Regions from separate parts of the Homo sapiens genome. Here region 1 is linked to region 2. A link is a loop called in an ENCODE intact Hi-C map of the cell type or tissue named here. Cell type or tissue: GM12878. All regions are shown on one strand.

Region 1 (8,000 bases), 200 kb after region 2:
ATGTCATCGTGAGCTGAAAACACAAACAGCTTGAAGAATTTTGAATATATTATGGTTCACAGGGTCATAATGGGAGAAGCCAGAGCATTTGAGGGCAATCTATGGGTTTTTAAGGCTGTTGTACAAAAGGACAATATATTTGTCAAAATCTCTTAAAGACAGAGACTGGATTGCATGGCTCATGCATATAAATATGCATATAAATACGTGGGTGTTTCCCCGAGTATCAATATTATTTTTCCATACAAATATTATTATAACAGCATCAAAATGAATTTTTAAGAATGTTTAAGAAGGAAAAAAATAGTGGGTTAAGCCCAGACCAACAACTCATTTTTTTGTATATTATCTTTTAGTCCTTGCTCTTACTTTTACATAATTATAATCAGAGTGAACATACCATTTATATCCCATTTTTTAAAACCATAGACTGTGTGGGAAACATTTTCTACATTGTTACTAGTCTCAACAGTTATTCTTTGTAATGGCAATGCAATAGTCTGTAACTCACTTAACAGTTCCCCTAGTGTTGGCATTTAGATGCTTCTAGTTTTCTACTAATGAAGATAATCCTGCAATGAATAGCTATGCACGTGCTTCTTTTTCCTTCTTCTGTAATATTTCCTAATAATAAATATCTCGAATTGAAATTACTAGGTGGAGGGATAGAATAATGTTTATGACTCATCCATGCTTTCACCAAACATTTTTTGAAAACCTACTCCAGGCCAGAGACTGCGCTAAGCACGGGGGGTACAAAGATGGAAGAGTTAGTCTCTGCCGTCAGAAGGTTCACAGTCTGGCGGCAACACAGACACATAAACTACACAGTTCATAAATATTCCAGTTGTGGTAAGGGGGGCTACTGGGGTCCCAGGGAAATGATTCTCACTGAGCCAAGCAAGAGGCACATGGTTGAGCAAGCCATTCCAGAACAGGATCTACTTGCCCTGCAAATGCAGGAAATGTCAATCTGGAGGGCATGGTGGAGAAGGAAATTCCAGACAGAGAAAATAGCAAGATCTAAGTCATGACAGCAGTAGAAAATATGGGGTATTCCAGGAATTGCTGGTGGCTTGATCGTATCAGGGCATAGACGTGCCTGCAGAGAGGGTCTGGAGAGGCTGATGACAGGAGATAAGGCTGATGGAGACAAGGCTGAGCAGGAGGTGGCCCACCTGCGGACCGTGCCATGAGTTTGCATTCTACCTTTAAGGTAGTAGGGAGCCAATAGGGATTTTAAGCACACTCTTGATACAGTTTTCCAATTTGCTTTCCAAATTATGCTCATTATAAGAAAACCCCTTCTGAAGGTTTTTTGTACTATTTTTCCTTGGGCTTCCTCAGGGCTCTATTCTCATTTCTGCCACAGAATGAGGGTGGGGCGGGTGGAAGAGAACAAATAAACTCTGGCCTGAGGCCATTATAGATGAGTGGAAATGAACATATTCCAAGGAGCGTGTGTGTGTTGGGGCGGGGGAGTTGGAGGGGGAGAGTTAATGAAGATCTTCATGACTGGAAGCAAAAGCAGAGAGGAGGGTACTATTACATGGAGATGCATAACACCTGCCACCTCCCCCAAAAGCCAGGCCAACAAAAACCCAGACTCCTTTAAGACGTCTTAAACAAAGGTCCTGGTCCCCACGCCCTTTTTGGAACCTTCACTGAGAAGCATGGCTTAGTCACATTGGGAGTCATATAGGAAGATGGGTGGTGACTCCTTTATCCTTTATCCCTGAATTCCAGGAGCCTCTTGAACTTCCCATCCCACTGCGACTTATCCACCAGAGCCCCCAAGGGCAATCAGCTGCTAGCTTCCCCTGGCTTGTTCTTTCTTGCTCCGACGTGCCCCTACATTCCCCAAACACACCAGACCCATGATGGCTCCAAGGTTTTGAGCAATTTTCTTCCGACTGCTGGGATTACCCTTTCTCTACCTGGTTGCCTAACTCTCCCTTGTTTTCTGAGTCTTGGCTTAGAGTCCACGTTCTGTGAAGTGTTCCTAACCCTCTAGGCAGAGCTGGGTCACCACAGGACTTTGCATGTATGGTCAACCGGATTGAATTGTTACTGTAACTGTCTTTGTCTCTTTCTAGACTGTGCCCATCTTCAGGGCATGAACCATGCATTATTCATTGCTGATCCCTGGCACCTACCTAGGGCCTGATACCTAGAGGTGGCAACCACTATTATTGAATTTATCCAAATATTTGTTCCTGTCACCGAACTATGTTAAAGGGAAATAATTGGGCAGAAGGAAAAGCACTCAGCTACAAAGGACGCTGCATTCTGTGCTGTTTCACGGGGATGCATATGGGATGTTTGAAGCCCCTATAAAGCACAGAAGTAATGCGAGCAGCTATTTGTCCCTTTCTCTCCTGCCTCTATCTGTTCTCTCTGCCTCCCGTTATTCTTCCCCTCAGCTTTCAAAGACACAAAGAGGTATCTACCCCAGGTGCCTGCAGGCTCACCTTTTTTCCTCCCCTTGGGCTGCAGGAGGGGAGAAGCTGGGCCAGCAGCAATGCCTTTCCCTGTCTGCTTCTAATTCCCATCCCCTTATTAAATTCAGGGCTGATTTGGGCTGTGTGAGCTTTGTTGGACCCCCTGCTGCTGGACCAATTCCTTTTCTTTCTCTCCTCCTGGTGACTAATAGCTGCTCTTTCCTTCAGTCTGTGTGCGCCTCCCTTCTCCTCCCCTCCCGTTCAAAGGCAGTGGAGTCGTGATGCCTCCTCATCCACTGGACTCCCCGAAGCACAGTTCTGGGAAGCAAGTTCAAGCCCCCCAGGCCAGCTCTTCTAGGGTCTGGGGCATCTCTCTCTAGGGAGGTATTGCTGTAGAAATAGGAGGATGGCTGGCCCAGAGGGGATGGAGATGGAGAGGAAGGAGGAGGAGGAAGAGAGAGGCCGGGCAGTCTAGCACAGGAGGGAGGGAAAGTAGGCAGAGCCTGCAAAAGGATGGAGCACTCAGGGCAGATCACAGAAGCCCCAGAACAAAGGGAGAAGGAACATGATAGAAAAGATGCAGGCGCGAAACAACCACGCGGAAGTGAGGCATGAAAGGCAGTTGGGTGACGTGGAAAATGCCAGAGAGCAAAGCCACAACCAAACAAAACGCTAAGACTAGAGGATTTGCAGCCTCGTCTTAGGAGGAGAAAAAGTGCCTTGGAAACAGTGCTGGAGGTTCTGTCCAGGGACCCCTTGGCCCAAGTTGGGGAGCAGGATGGGACTCAGAAACCAAAGCTTCAACAACAGAATCTAGTGCCAGGCGGGGCCCCCTGGAGGCTGAGTATGCTCACACTCACGCATGCGCATGCCCAGAGCATGTACCTGAGGCTGGCTAGCAGGGGTTCCGTTCCTCACTCTAATGGGGTCCAGCCTGCAGGCTGGTGGCTGTAGAAGTACAGGTTGCACTGACCACATACCCAGCTGCATTTGCCACATGAGAGGGGATGACGGTTCCAGTGAGGCAAGTATCAGAGCAGGAGTCAGGAGTGCAGTGTGTTGCTGCTGACCCTTAGCTGTGTGCCTTTGAACGAGTTGCCATATGTCACAAAGCCCTTTGTTCTCACCCATGTTCACAGTCCCAGCCCTGCTGTCCATCATGAGTGTGACAAAGAAACTGATGAAAAATAGACACAGAAGCGCTTTGCAAACTGTACACTGCTCTGGAAATAAGAGTGTCACCTTCGCAGCCGAGGACTCACAGGAGGGACCAGAAGGAGAATGTGGATGACCCCCCACCAGCCGCATCTGTTCCAGAATCTCTCCCACTTTCTGTTCTAGCCATTCTGAACTTCTGTTGGTTCCCAATCCTGGGCCAGCTTGCTCTCTCTCTCATTTCTGAGCCTCTACACATTGTTCCCTCTGCCTGGAATGTTTCTGCACCTTCTCTTTGCTCAGCTAACTCATCTGCTTTCTGGTCTCAGCTTACATGCCACTTCTTCCAGGAAGCCTTCCTGGAACCACTATGTACTTGTTTTGTGTTTCTGCTACATGCTCTTATGGAATCCTGCACTTCTAGGGGTATGTGTGTGTGTGTGTGTGTGTGAGAGAGAGAGAGAGAGAGAGAGAGAGAGAGAAAGAGAGAAACTGTCTCTGAGTTAGGGGGAGGTGGGTGTGAGTCCCTCACAATGCCATTTATAGCCCACTCCTGAGCCCCAGACCACTGTGGAGAACAACCATCGCTGAGTGTGGGTGCTCCACCACCTGTCCACCAGCTGCCACTCTCTTCCAACTCTTGGGGAGCAGCCACGGGAGTCTGAAGCATTTTCTGGGTCACTGCCTAGCAATTGGTAACAGCGGCCTTCCTTCCCCACACTTGTCTCTCGCTGAGTAAGCTCTGAAACCCCCGCACAGCACTGACATGCTTCCGCCTCATTCAGAATGAATCTGTTGCTATGGTTGTGTGGGGAGCTGTGCGTGCAGCGTGTGAGCCAAGCCAACTGAGATGGGAGCTCTGGGCTCTCTCACGCTCGTCACCAGTGATGTCGGGCACACCTTTGGTGGCATTTCTCCCTTTGTCCTCTTCTAGAGTTTCTGCATCACGCATTGGGGCTGGGAGATATGAGTGGGTCCAGGCTCTGCCCTCAGCTGTGGGGGTGGGGGACACTCTGCAGAGCCAGCCTTCACTTTATCCCCCTCACTTTTCCCTAATGAGATTATCTCGCCTCGCTGGAATCTGACTACCAGTCCCTCACATCATTCAGTTCTCTGCACAATATCACCTCCTCAGAGGCCTCCTTGACCGTTGCATCTAAAATAGCTCCCCTTCCCACTTCCAGCTCTCGCTGCTCTGTTTTTCTTCATAGCATGCATCACTGCTGTTATTGCAACACACCCTTTGTGTGTAAATATCTATTATCTGGCTGCCTCATTAGAATGAAAGCTAGAGGAGGGCGGGGACTGTGTGGCTTTGGTTCCTACTGAGCTGTCTATTCTCCATTTGCCCTCTGCCCCCTCCAGTCCATGCTCCACTCTTCTGCAACCTGCTGTGGCCCCAGGAGGCTGACCTCTGCCAATTGCACCTCCCACGCTCTCTTGATGACTGGTTCCTTGTTGGGTGTGTCCAGTGTGAGCATCAGAGGCCACTCCTTCCCTGCTTTGACACTGTGGATCTGGCAGGAGGGTCCTTCTACAGCTACAGCTGCTACAGCTCTTGCCAAACAGCCTCTCTTCCATGATTCCAGTGCTCATGGGCTCCAGTAGCTCCATTTCCCCTGGCTGTCTTGATATTGCAGGTTTCTGATCCTTTGCCATGCCTTTTTGGTCCCTTAGCCTGCTCATACCTTTGTAACTAGTTCCTTCCTTGGAGCCCCTTTATCTGGACTGTCTGAAGGGAAACATATCTCCTACTGAGACTTTGATATAGTTATGGTCCAGCACAACACATATTGCTGAGTGGATAGATAAATGACTGGCAGGTGCCCCAGATTGATGCCCAGGCTTGGCTATGGAGGATAGGAAGGAAGGCAAAAGAAAGCTCAAGGGAGATATGGGTGTCTCTAAATAGGACAACCCCAAAATTGTTTCCTGATCAAGAGCAGTACCCACATTTTTAAAGGTTATAAGTGGGAAAATTTTAATCTCCCTCAGTGGCCTGTTCTTATGACTCACATCTCTCCCTGATAGAGATTTAAGGTAGGATGGAGATGTAAATGGAGAGTGGCCAGGAAGATATCTTTCTAATGCCTAATCCAAATCCCTTTTATTATAGTTGGAAACTCCTTATTCTTGATCTAAAGATAAAAGTCACCTCTCCCTGTTACTGTTCTAGGAAATCATTATACTACATTAGCATGTAGTATTCTAGTATGTTAATATTTTAAATGGGAAGTGCAAAGAACACAGGATTTGAGTCCAGGGAAACTAGTGTCTCAGTTCTGACACATTATGCTGAGAGACTCATTTACCCTCCTAAGTATCTGTTTGTCACCCGTACAATGGGAGGGATGGTAAGCCTTGCGCAGCCTACCTCCTGCCCTGCATTTGTGAACACCAATGAAAAAACTGTGTAAATGGGAACATTCTGTATCCAAATATTAGCTGATGCATTGTCTTCGACATGTTTAATCTCAGGATCTGGGATTCTCCTAAAGTTCTGTTGTCCAAATTCTCCTAACACTGAACCAAATTCTTCCACGCCCCAGGTATATACATTACACACATTACCAAATTCTTGATAATGCATATACCTGGGGTGTGGAAGTGGAAAGGGGAGACCTCAGTTTCTCTTCTATGACCTTAAATGATTATGTTGGTGACTCAGCAGACCCAGGGAAATGGCAATCGGCTCAGGCAACAGCCTGGGTTAAGAGGCTTGATGTCACAAGAGGATCCTCTATACCCTCACTGGGAAACAAACTCCAATTTTCAGCTGCTGGCTGTCTGAAAAGCCCAGGTGCAAGAAATATTATTCATGGAGGATTATCTGAAGGACATGTAGCCCATCTACTCCTATAGGTACACTCGATTTTATCTCTGGATCAAGCCCGACGATCAGTGCTGTATATTTGGACCAAATGGTTTTCGCTCCTTGTGGAAGCAGATTTCCTAACTTGTGTTTAGGCATACTGATTTAAGTTTGCACTGAAGAAATCCTTCAAGGAAAGCCACGAGTCTAGCTATTACATTTAATGTCAAAATGGCACTTTAAAAATTGCCTATTAGATCTAGATGTCCCTTTTTGAAGTTCCACATGGGCAACTTCCCTTAGCTTCAGCTTCTCCAGAGAAACTGGTATAATTTTCACTAATAGACAATGCCAAATTTGCTACTGATGGCTTCCCCTTTGTCTTTGGTTGCTAGGAAGCTCAGACTTTATGACATGAATTTCTGTGTTCTAGCTAAGGTCTCCTATTCTTGTTCCTCCTTTATTTCGCTTCATCCCAATCATCAATCTCTATTTGTATCTTATTGTAGTATGTCATTATTACAAGCTATCTCAATTTGTTTTTGCAACTCTGTAAAAAAAAAAAAAAAGCGGTGGCTCAGAATATACAGAAAGATTGACAAAGTGGTCTGATCAGTGTAAACAAAACAAATGAATGTATGTATCAATTAAGAGATGGACACCAAAGACATTTCTTTATTAATTCGTCAGACATGCATTGTGATTTGCTGAATGTTTACTACAATACTAGGTCCTAGGATACGAAAGCAAATAATGTTCATTAATTCAACAAGTATATGTTGGGACTTGCCAGGTGATGGAAACATAGCAGGGAACAGCACATTTGCCCTCATGGTACTCACAGAATGGTGGAGAAGACAGGCAATTTAACCAAAACCTACCCTGAAGTGTGAGGATGTGGTTCAAGAAAGAAACTGAGTGAGTAGGAGCACCTAGTATGGAGGACTTAATTCTGTCTAGAGTCTGAGGGATGTTCCTGGGGAAGAGGCATACAAACTGATCTCTGAACAGAGACAATACATTTGGTAGGCAAAGAGGAGGAGATAGGGAATATCCCTGGAAGAAGGAACAACATGTACAAATGTCAGGAGACAAAGGGGCCATGCCAACAAGACAGTGGATAAACAAAATAGTATTTCATTGCATGTTTCATTCATGCGATGGAATACTACTCAGCCATAAAAAAGAGAAACTGCTGACGTATGCAATAGCTGGAGGACTCTCAGAGGTTACATACTGTATGATTCCATTTCTATCACATTTTTAAAAGAAAGCTATAGTGGTGGAGAGCAGATCAGTGCATGTTAGGGGCTAGGGAAGGGGGGCACAGTGTCACTACAAAGGGACAGCACCAGGGAGTCTGGGGGGTGATGGAATTGTTTCATGTTCTGATTGTGATGGCAGTATATACATCCTATGCGTGTTAAGACTCATAGAACTTTACGGCAAAAATTAAGTTAACTTCAGCACTGGCTAATTTAAAAAGTGAAATGTAAAGTCACAAAAGAAAAGTTCACCACTAAAGAGCTCAAAAAAGAAAATGAGAGTGGAGAATGGCAGGCAGTGAATTGCAACAGGATCTGCAATGCTTT
Region 2 (8,000 bases):
GTGGTAGCAGAAGGCTAGGTGATCCCACCCTCAGACCCCCAGAAAGACTGCTCAGGTGCCAAGGATGGTGGATCAGGCTGGGTAGTCCCCAGGCCCCTGGATGGCATATTTGGGCACTGAAAAAATGGAACCAGGCCAGGTAAATCTGTCATCAGGACCACTGGTGGTACATGCAGATGCTGTCTGTGGTAGGCCAGGGTGAGGTCATCCCCAGGCCCAAGGCAAAATGTTTAGGTGGGTGTGGCAGCAGCTGCACTGCAGCCCTGCTACTGGTGAGGGCAGTGTTGCTTTCAGCGGCAGCAATCATATGCCGGCAGCTGGGAAATATGCACTTTATTTATGCTTTGGCCCCAGCTGCTATAGCCTGCAGCAGCAGCTGCTGCAAGTGGGGGAGTTTGTCTTTGAGGCATGTGAAAATGCATGGAAACTTTGCTGCTGGTGGCAGCAGGATCTTTGCCAATGGCTAGTGCTTTAGCTCTGGAGGCAGCAGCCAGCTGCAGCAGTGGCTGCAGGTAAGGAATATAAGTTGGGCTCCAGAGATGTGGAAATGCAGGGGCTACTGGGCCCCTGGACGGGATGCAGTGTTGCGGGGGCTGGGCTTTTAATATGGAACCTTGCTGTAGCTGCTTATGGCTTCATGAGGGAAAGGGTGAGCCCTAGTATGAGCTCCCTCTCCGGAGCAATACCTTCACATGGTCTTTAGGCAGCTTCCTATGTTAGTCACAGGGATTGCGAGGGTCTAGGAGTTTTCCTGTAGCTAAGATGCAGGAGTCCATGGTTGGAATGTACATCACTGGAGGTCACTTGCTTACTCTTTCCCTGCATTAGAGAGCCTCTCCAGGCTCTCAGCCAATCCTACTGAGCAGTCTGCCTTGCTTCCCTCTCTTTTCCGTGCTTTAAGTGTTTTCTGTTACTTCTATATTGAATTCCAGTGCTCTCTCTTTGATGATCTATTTGAAGTGTGATTATCTACTCACTATTTGGTTCTTCTTTGTGGAAAAGGCGTTTACCAGATGCCTCTAGTCAGCCACCTTGAAGCCCCTCAACATTAAATTTTGAAAAAGTTGCAGCGTAGTATATATAGTATGAAAGCAATATATAAAAACACACATGCATGTATACACATATACATGTGTGTATATACATATACATATGCACAAGCACAGTTATAAACTTATATAGAATATATATTACACATTAATATTATTTACTATATAATACACCTAGACTGTTAAAATATATATTTGTATATTTTTATACATCTATATATGTCAAAGTGTGTTCGCGTGTATGTATGTGTATATCTCTGTGTGTGTGTATATTTATATATATATATATACATTTTTTTTTTTCACAGTGATTATCCCTGAGGAGTGGCATTGGGGGGAAGGTGTGCAAAACCAGGAAATTTTTACTCTTTGATTATAAACTTCTCTAGTGTTAGACTTTTTTTTTTTTTACAGTTAGCAAGCATTACTTACATATTTTTTAATTAGAAAATGTGCATGACGCACAGTAGGCAGTGAATAATGGTAGCTCCTATTTGGAGAAGGTAGCATTTACTGAGTTTTGCTATGTGTCAAGAGTTGCTTTAGGTACTTTCACATAAACTGTCTCGTCTAACCCTCTCCTGCTGCTGAACCACACCTCTTGGCCCTTGGCTGAGTCCTCTTCTTGCCACACTAGCTGCATCATCCTGTTCTCCAAGACACACACAAACCCCAGATGCCACCTCTGCTCCAGCAAAAAGGGCCCCTTTGGCGCTGGCCAACTCCAGGATGCAAGTGGAACCAGAGGAGCATCAGAGGACAGAGGTGTGCAGGCAGCATGCCCAGTGCAATTAGAGGCGGATTAAGATGGAAACAGTGTGGGGTCCAGGCGTGATGTGTTTTTGTCATCTTGTCTCGGATTAGTAGTAATATATCTGCTGGTGTGATGGACGCATCTGCTTTCGTTTATTCTGAGCCCTGGTAAGCTCACAGGCTTGGATTAAAGCAAAATCATGCTGAGCGAACATTGCTATTTAGCTACTTTTTCCCCCTCTCTTTTTCTTTTCCATTTTCAAGTTTTAATGTGAATGTAGCAAGAAGCCATTTTCATCCAACATGATGACTTGGAAAAGATGCCTCTACTTCTTATATTCTGAAGGGGAGGAGGCCTGAACCAGAAGGTGGGACCTGAGAGGTCAGGTGTGTATTATAAAGGGCAGAAAAGAGAAAGGAGAGAGATTCTGTGGGTTGTAGAGAAAAATGTGAATTTGTAGGAACAGTTCTGAGATGACTAGATCTGCTACACTTTCCCATTAAAGCAATAAACAGCCACCTCCTCCAACAACAAAGTTGACAGTGCCCTGTATATTTCACTCCACATTTCACACCTCACAGAGGATTGGGCTTCTCCTGTCTTTTCTCTTGAGTCTTGGAGGAAGCGGGCTCTGGACCTCCCTGCCTCCTTACTGCTCTGCCATGCTCATCCAGCCACTTCAAGTGCGAGACAACCTCTCTGGTGTGAGCTCCTCTTCAGGCCAAGCTATAGTTAGATGGATCCATCACAGGTGCATCTCCTCATTTCTGAAACCAGGGGCTCAACAAGCTCATCTGCCTTATTTCACACCTAGTATTCCTTTAGTTGGATGTCTGGTTAACTCCGTCATTTCTTGCTGGCTGCCCAAATTCTGCCTCTCAATGCTGAGTCAAACAACTCCCTTTGCAGCCACCTGAATCCCATCTTAGAAAGTCTGCCTTCCTTGGTTTCAGCCCAGCACCTATTTATCCAAGTCAAAGCTTCAGACACTTTTTGGTGGACTACACAAGATCTTGAGAGTTCCCCTCTCTCTACCTAGTCGGGTTTTTCTGGTCAGACAATATGCTCCTTTACGCCATCCTTGTGTACTTAGCAATTTGCACCAATTCATCCTGCCAGTTCCTCTTGAGTTTCCTGTATTGTTTCAACTTCCTTTTTCTTTTAAACATATTCAGGACAGCAACATCTTTGTTAACCAAGGAGAAAAATTACAAAAACATATTTCTGAAATATTATAACCAAATGTAGACTTTATAAACGAGGCCTAGGAATAAACGTTAGGCTACCGGGTGAGAGAGATTAAGGTAGGAACAGTCTTTAAAAGTGAAATAAAATGATGCTGAAAGTCCTCGGGGTTGCATGGGACAGAGGGAAGGGGTGGCAGTGATTAGGTGAAGTTTAGGAGAATTGGAGGAGAAGATAGAGCTGAATTCAAACCAGAAGAGGTGTAAGGGGTGGTAGGAGGGCAGGACTGTAGCTGCCCTCCCTTGGAGTGAGGCAGGCTTTGGGTCCTAAAAATAGTGGCTGAGGGATTCACTTTCTTTTATCATCTGCATGGCTTGGGACTTCAATATCCTCAGATGACTGCATACCTTCTCCCTGACCCAGTCTACCAGAGCAGGGGCCATTTAACGGGGGCAGTCCCTCTGACTACACTCCATCTCCAGCAAAATAAAAGGCACTTGAAAAGGGCTCAATCAGATTCACCTTCAGAACAGCAGAATCTGGCTAATGTGATTTCAAGCTTCCCCTCACTGCCCCTGGAGCTCTCCACCTTCTTGCTGATGTCTCAGATTCTTTTAACAAGGGAAAAAGACTTTCATGCCACAATTAGGAATAAAAGGCATAAAATGCAAATGCCTGGCTGAGCTCCAGTTGGAGAATAATCAATCAATCCTTGGAATATAAATTACTGATATCAGATTCTTCCCTGCTATGATACAGGGGGGAGGGTTAAAAGAGTTAACACCTGAAATGGGCATTGCCAAGGAGATGGGCGGGGAGGGAGAGCAGTCCCTTTCAGGTGTACACCTTGAGGTTTGAAGTGTGTGTGTGTGTGTGTGTGTATGCTTTGTGTCACTTAGTGTTCACAATTCTGGGAGGCAGGCATTTGTATTCTTCCTGTTGTGCAAAAAAGGAAACTGAGGCTCAGAGCTGTCAAGTAACTATTCCCAGGACCAGTGACTATGAAACAAGAGATATTTAGTTTGAACTTGTACCTGAGGTTCTGACTGCAAGCCCAGTGAACTTGAAAAAATACACCAAAGCTACAGAAAGAAACTGGAGACAAAAGAAATACCCTACAAACTTTTTCAATTTTGTCTTGGCTGAGACTTGTTTACCTTCAAATAGGGGAGGACACATGAATGTGTATGTGGAGCAATTTTAGTATGGAACTGCCAAGGCAGGCAGCCCGCTTTGCATGATTTATGAAGACAACGAAAAAAAGGAAGTTGAGAGTTGACTTTGTAAAAATAACCTCCATTTACTGTGAATTTGCTATTTGAAGTACACCCCTGTTTTCATTAATTTATCCTCCCTTCACAAAGTTCCTTTGACCTTTCCTTTTCAATCCACTTATGCAGCCGAGGGCTTAAACTATTTCTAGTTTATCATGGACATTATGCTTATTTTTCTTTAAAACGTTTTTTCAATTGAAATATAACACTCATACAGAAATACACACAAAACACGAAACTACATAGTTCCACAAATTATCATGCAATAGACACCTAGGAAGCCGTCACCTAGATTGGGAAATAAAACACCTCTAGCATCCAAGATGCTCTCTTCTTGTCCCCTCCTCCCCCTCACTACTCTCTTTCTACTTCTGGAGGCTTATTTTTATCCAGAGGTTACTCTTCTTCTGGCTTCTAAGATTATAGATTAATATTGCCTATTTTGGGACTTTATATAAATAGACTTATACTATATATTATTTTGTATTTGACTTATTTTGATCACTATTATATACATGAGAGTCACCCATCGTTGCATACAGCAGTTTATTTTCATTGCTGTATACTTTACCACTGTACAAATATACCCCATTCATCTGTCTATTCCACTGTTAGAATTTGGATTGTTTTCACTTTGGGGTTATTATAAATAATGTTACTATGAACAACATCCCTGCACAATTTTTTTTTTTTTTTAGACGGAGTCTCACTTTGTCTCACGCCTAGGCTGGAGTGCAGTGGTGTGATCTCAGCTCAGTGCAACCTCTACCTCCTGGGTTCAAGCAATTCTCCTGCCTCAGCCTCCCAGGTTACTGGGATTACAGGCGTGTGCCACCCTGCCCAGCCTGTACGTGTCTTTTGGTGCACATGTGTATATTTCTGCTGGATATTTACTTGGGATTGAAACTGCTGGGTCATAGAATATATGTAAGTTTAAGTTTAGCAGGTAATACCAAGCTGTTTTCCAAGTAATTGTACCAACGTACAGTCCCATCAACAATGTCTGAGTGCTCCAGTGGCTGCGCAACCTTGCCAACACTTGCTATTACCAATCTTGTGAGTTTCAGTTACTCTGGTAGATGTGTAGTGGTGTTTCATTGTGGTTTTAGTTTTCATTTCCTTGATTACTAATAAGGTTGATCACGTTCATATGTTTACCGGCCTCTGAAATATCTTTTCTTATGAAGTCCCCTTTTCACCCACTTTTTAATTAATTGTCTGTGTTTTATTGATTTGTAAGAGCTCTTCATATATTTTAGATTGAATCTTTGCTTACTTTATATGGATGCAAATAACTTCTCTGTCTGAGCACATGTTTTTTTTTTCTACTCATGGTATCTTTTGATAAGTTGAAGTTCTTAGTTTTAGTGTAGTCTAATTTAACAGCCTTTTCTTTCATGATTAGTACTTTTATGTGCTTCTAAATAATTTCTGTTTTTCTCCTAAGTCCATAGAAATAATATCCTATATTATCACATAGAATCTTTATAGTGCTTTCACTTTCAGATATGAATACCAACTGAAATTAATTTTTGTATATGCTCTGGTATAAAGGTCAAGTTTATTTTTTGTATATGGGTATCCGAGGGTTCCAATATTATTTATAGAAAAGATTGTCCTATTCCCACAGTTCCACAGTCTCAGAAGCCAATGTCCATACATGTATGGTATTTTCTAAACTCTCTTCCACCTCATTGGTCTATTTAACTATCATTGTACTAATGTCACACTATCTTAATTATTATAGTTTAGTGGTATATCCTTCTACCTTTTTGTTCTTCTTTAAGGAATGTCTTAGCTTCTTGGCCATTTGTGCTTTTATGTACATTTTAAAATAATACATTTTCAATTTCACAAAGAAAAAAGGAATAAAGAAAAACTATTGACATTTTGATTGATATTAAAGTGAATATATAGCTCAGTTTGGATATAATTGATGTTTTCACAGTATTTAGTTTTTAATGCTTATGAATTTAGATCTTTTAATTTTTCCAATAATGTTTTATAGGGTTTTTTGGGGGTGTATGTATGTGTAGAAGTCTTTCATACCTTTTATCAGATTTATTACTATTTTATATTTTCTGATGCTATTATGACTAGGTTATAATATCTAAAGAATAATCTATTTTCCAGCTCTTTGCTAGTATTATACACTTATATTTGGTTTTTACATATTGACCTTGTTTTCAACAACCTTTCTCAATAATTTTTTAAATTATGATTATTTATCATATATTCTTTTGGATTTTCTATGTTTAATATAATATTATCTGTAAATATTGACAGTGTTCACTATCCCTTTACAATTTTTATTTTTATTTGTTCTCTAATGTGCTGGCTAGAAGCTCCAGTACATGTTTTTCTAACAGAAGTCCATCCTTGTCTTGTTTTCATCTTTGAAGGAAAAGCTTTAATATTTCTCATTAAGACTGTTGTTGGCTGTTTCTTTTTAACTTTTTCTTATAAAATAATTTTCATTTCTATATCACTTAGAGCTTTTACCATGAGTAGGTGTTGGGTTTTATTAATTGCTTTCCATGCTTCGATCAAGAGTATCATATTAGTTTTCTATATTCTCTTAATATTTTGAATTACACTCTTTTTTTATTATTATTACACCTTAAGTTTTAGGGTACATGTGCACAACGTGCAGATTTGTTGCATATGTATACATGTGCCATGTTGGTGTGCTGCACCCATCAACTCATCATTTAGCATTAGGTATATCTCCCAGTGCTATCCCTCCCCACTCACCCCACCCCACAACAGTCCCCGGTGTGTTATGTTCCCCTTCCTGTGTCCATGTGTTCTCATTGTTCAATTCCCACCTATGAGTGAGAACATGCGGTGTTTGGTTTTTTGTCCTTGTGATAGTTTGCTGAGAATGATGGTTTCCAGCTTCATCCATGTCCCTACAAAGGACATGAACTCATCATTTTTTATGGCTGCATAGTATTCCATGGTGTATATGTGCCACATTTTCTTAATCCAGGCTATCACTGTTGGACATTTAGGTTGGTTCCAAGTCTTTGCTGTTGTGAATAGTGCCGCAATAAACATACATGTGCATGTATCTTTATAGCAGCAGGATTTATAGTCCTTTGGGTATATACCCAGTAATGGGATGGCTGGGTCAAATGGTATTTCTACTTCTAGATCCCTGAGGAATCGCCACACTGACTTCCACAATGATTGAACTAGTTTACAGTCCCACCAACAGTGTAAAAGTGTTCCTATTTCTCCACATCCTCTCAAGCACCTGTTGTTTCCTGACTTTTTAATGATCGCCATTCTAACTGGTGTGAGATGGTATCTCATTGTGGTTTTGATTTGCATTTCTCTGATGGCCAGTGATGATGAGCATTTTTTCATGTGTTTTTTGGCTGCATATATGTCTTCTTTTGAGAAGTGTCTGTTCATATCCTTTGCCCACTTTTTGATGGGGTTGTTTGTTTTTTTCCTGTAAATTTGTTTGAGTTCATTGTAGATTCTGGATATTAGCCCTCTGTCAGATGAGTAGGTTGCAAAAATTTTCTCCCATTCTGCAGGTTGCCTGTTCACTCTGATGGTGGTTTCTTTTGCTGTGCAGAAGCTCTTTAGTTTAATTAGACCCCATTTGTCAATTTTGGCTTTTGTTGCCATTGCTTTTGGTGTTTTAGACATGAAGTCCTTGCCCATGCCTATGTCCTGAATGGTATTGCCTAGGTTTTCTTCTAGGGTTTTTATGGTTTTAGGTCT

Evidence for each region. A loop is a pair of places that touch in the nucleus more often than their neighbours do. Peaks named below come from ENCODE experiments on the same cell type or tissue, not always from the same donor. Only the 100,000 strongest peaks of a DNase experiment are listed, where the experiment ranks them.
Region 1: it touches region 2 in a loop (6-fold over the local background); 2 of 110 quality-filtered maps call a loop at or near these places.

Annotation. Positions count from the first base shown.
Region 1 is chr11:116,069,688-116,077,687 of GRCh38, forward strand. All of the region lies in intron 2 of LOC105369513 (a long non-coding RNA gene), which reads right to left. Among named protein-coding and RNA genes, the nearest start is that of LINC02703, 150 kb to the left of the region's middle. RefSeq lists enhancers at 4,475-4,594, 4,725-4,774. In GM12878, CTCF peaks have their summits at 3,276 (motif pointing left) and 4,215; DNase peaks (open chromatin) are centred at 4,354 and 4,994; H3K4me3 peaks cover 290 bases; H3K27ac peaks cover 2,197 bases.
Region 2 is chr11:115,869,708-115,877,707 of GRCh38, forward strand. All of the region lies in intron 2 of LINC02698 (long intergenic non-protein coding RNA 2698), which reads left to right. Among named protein-coding and RNA genes, the nearest start is that of LINC02703, 46 kb to the right of the region's middle. RefSeq lists a silencer at 345-394. In GM12878, a CTCF peak has its summit at 269; DNase peaks (open chromatin) are centred at 284, 4,194 and 5,334; H3K27ac peaks cover 3,179 bases.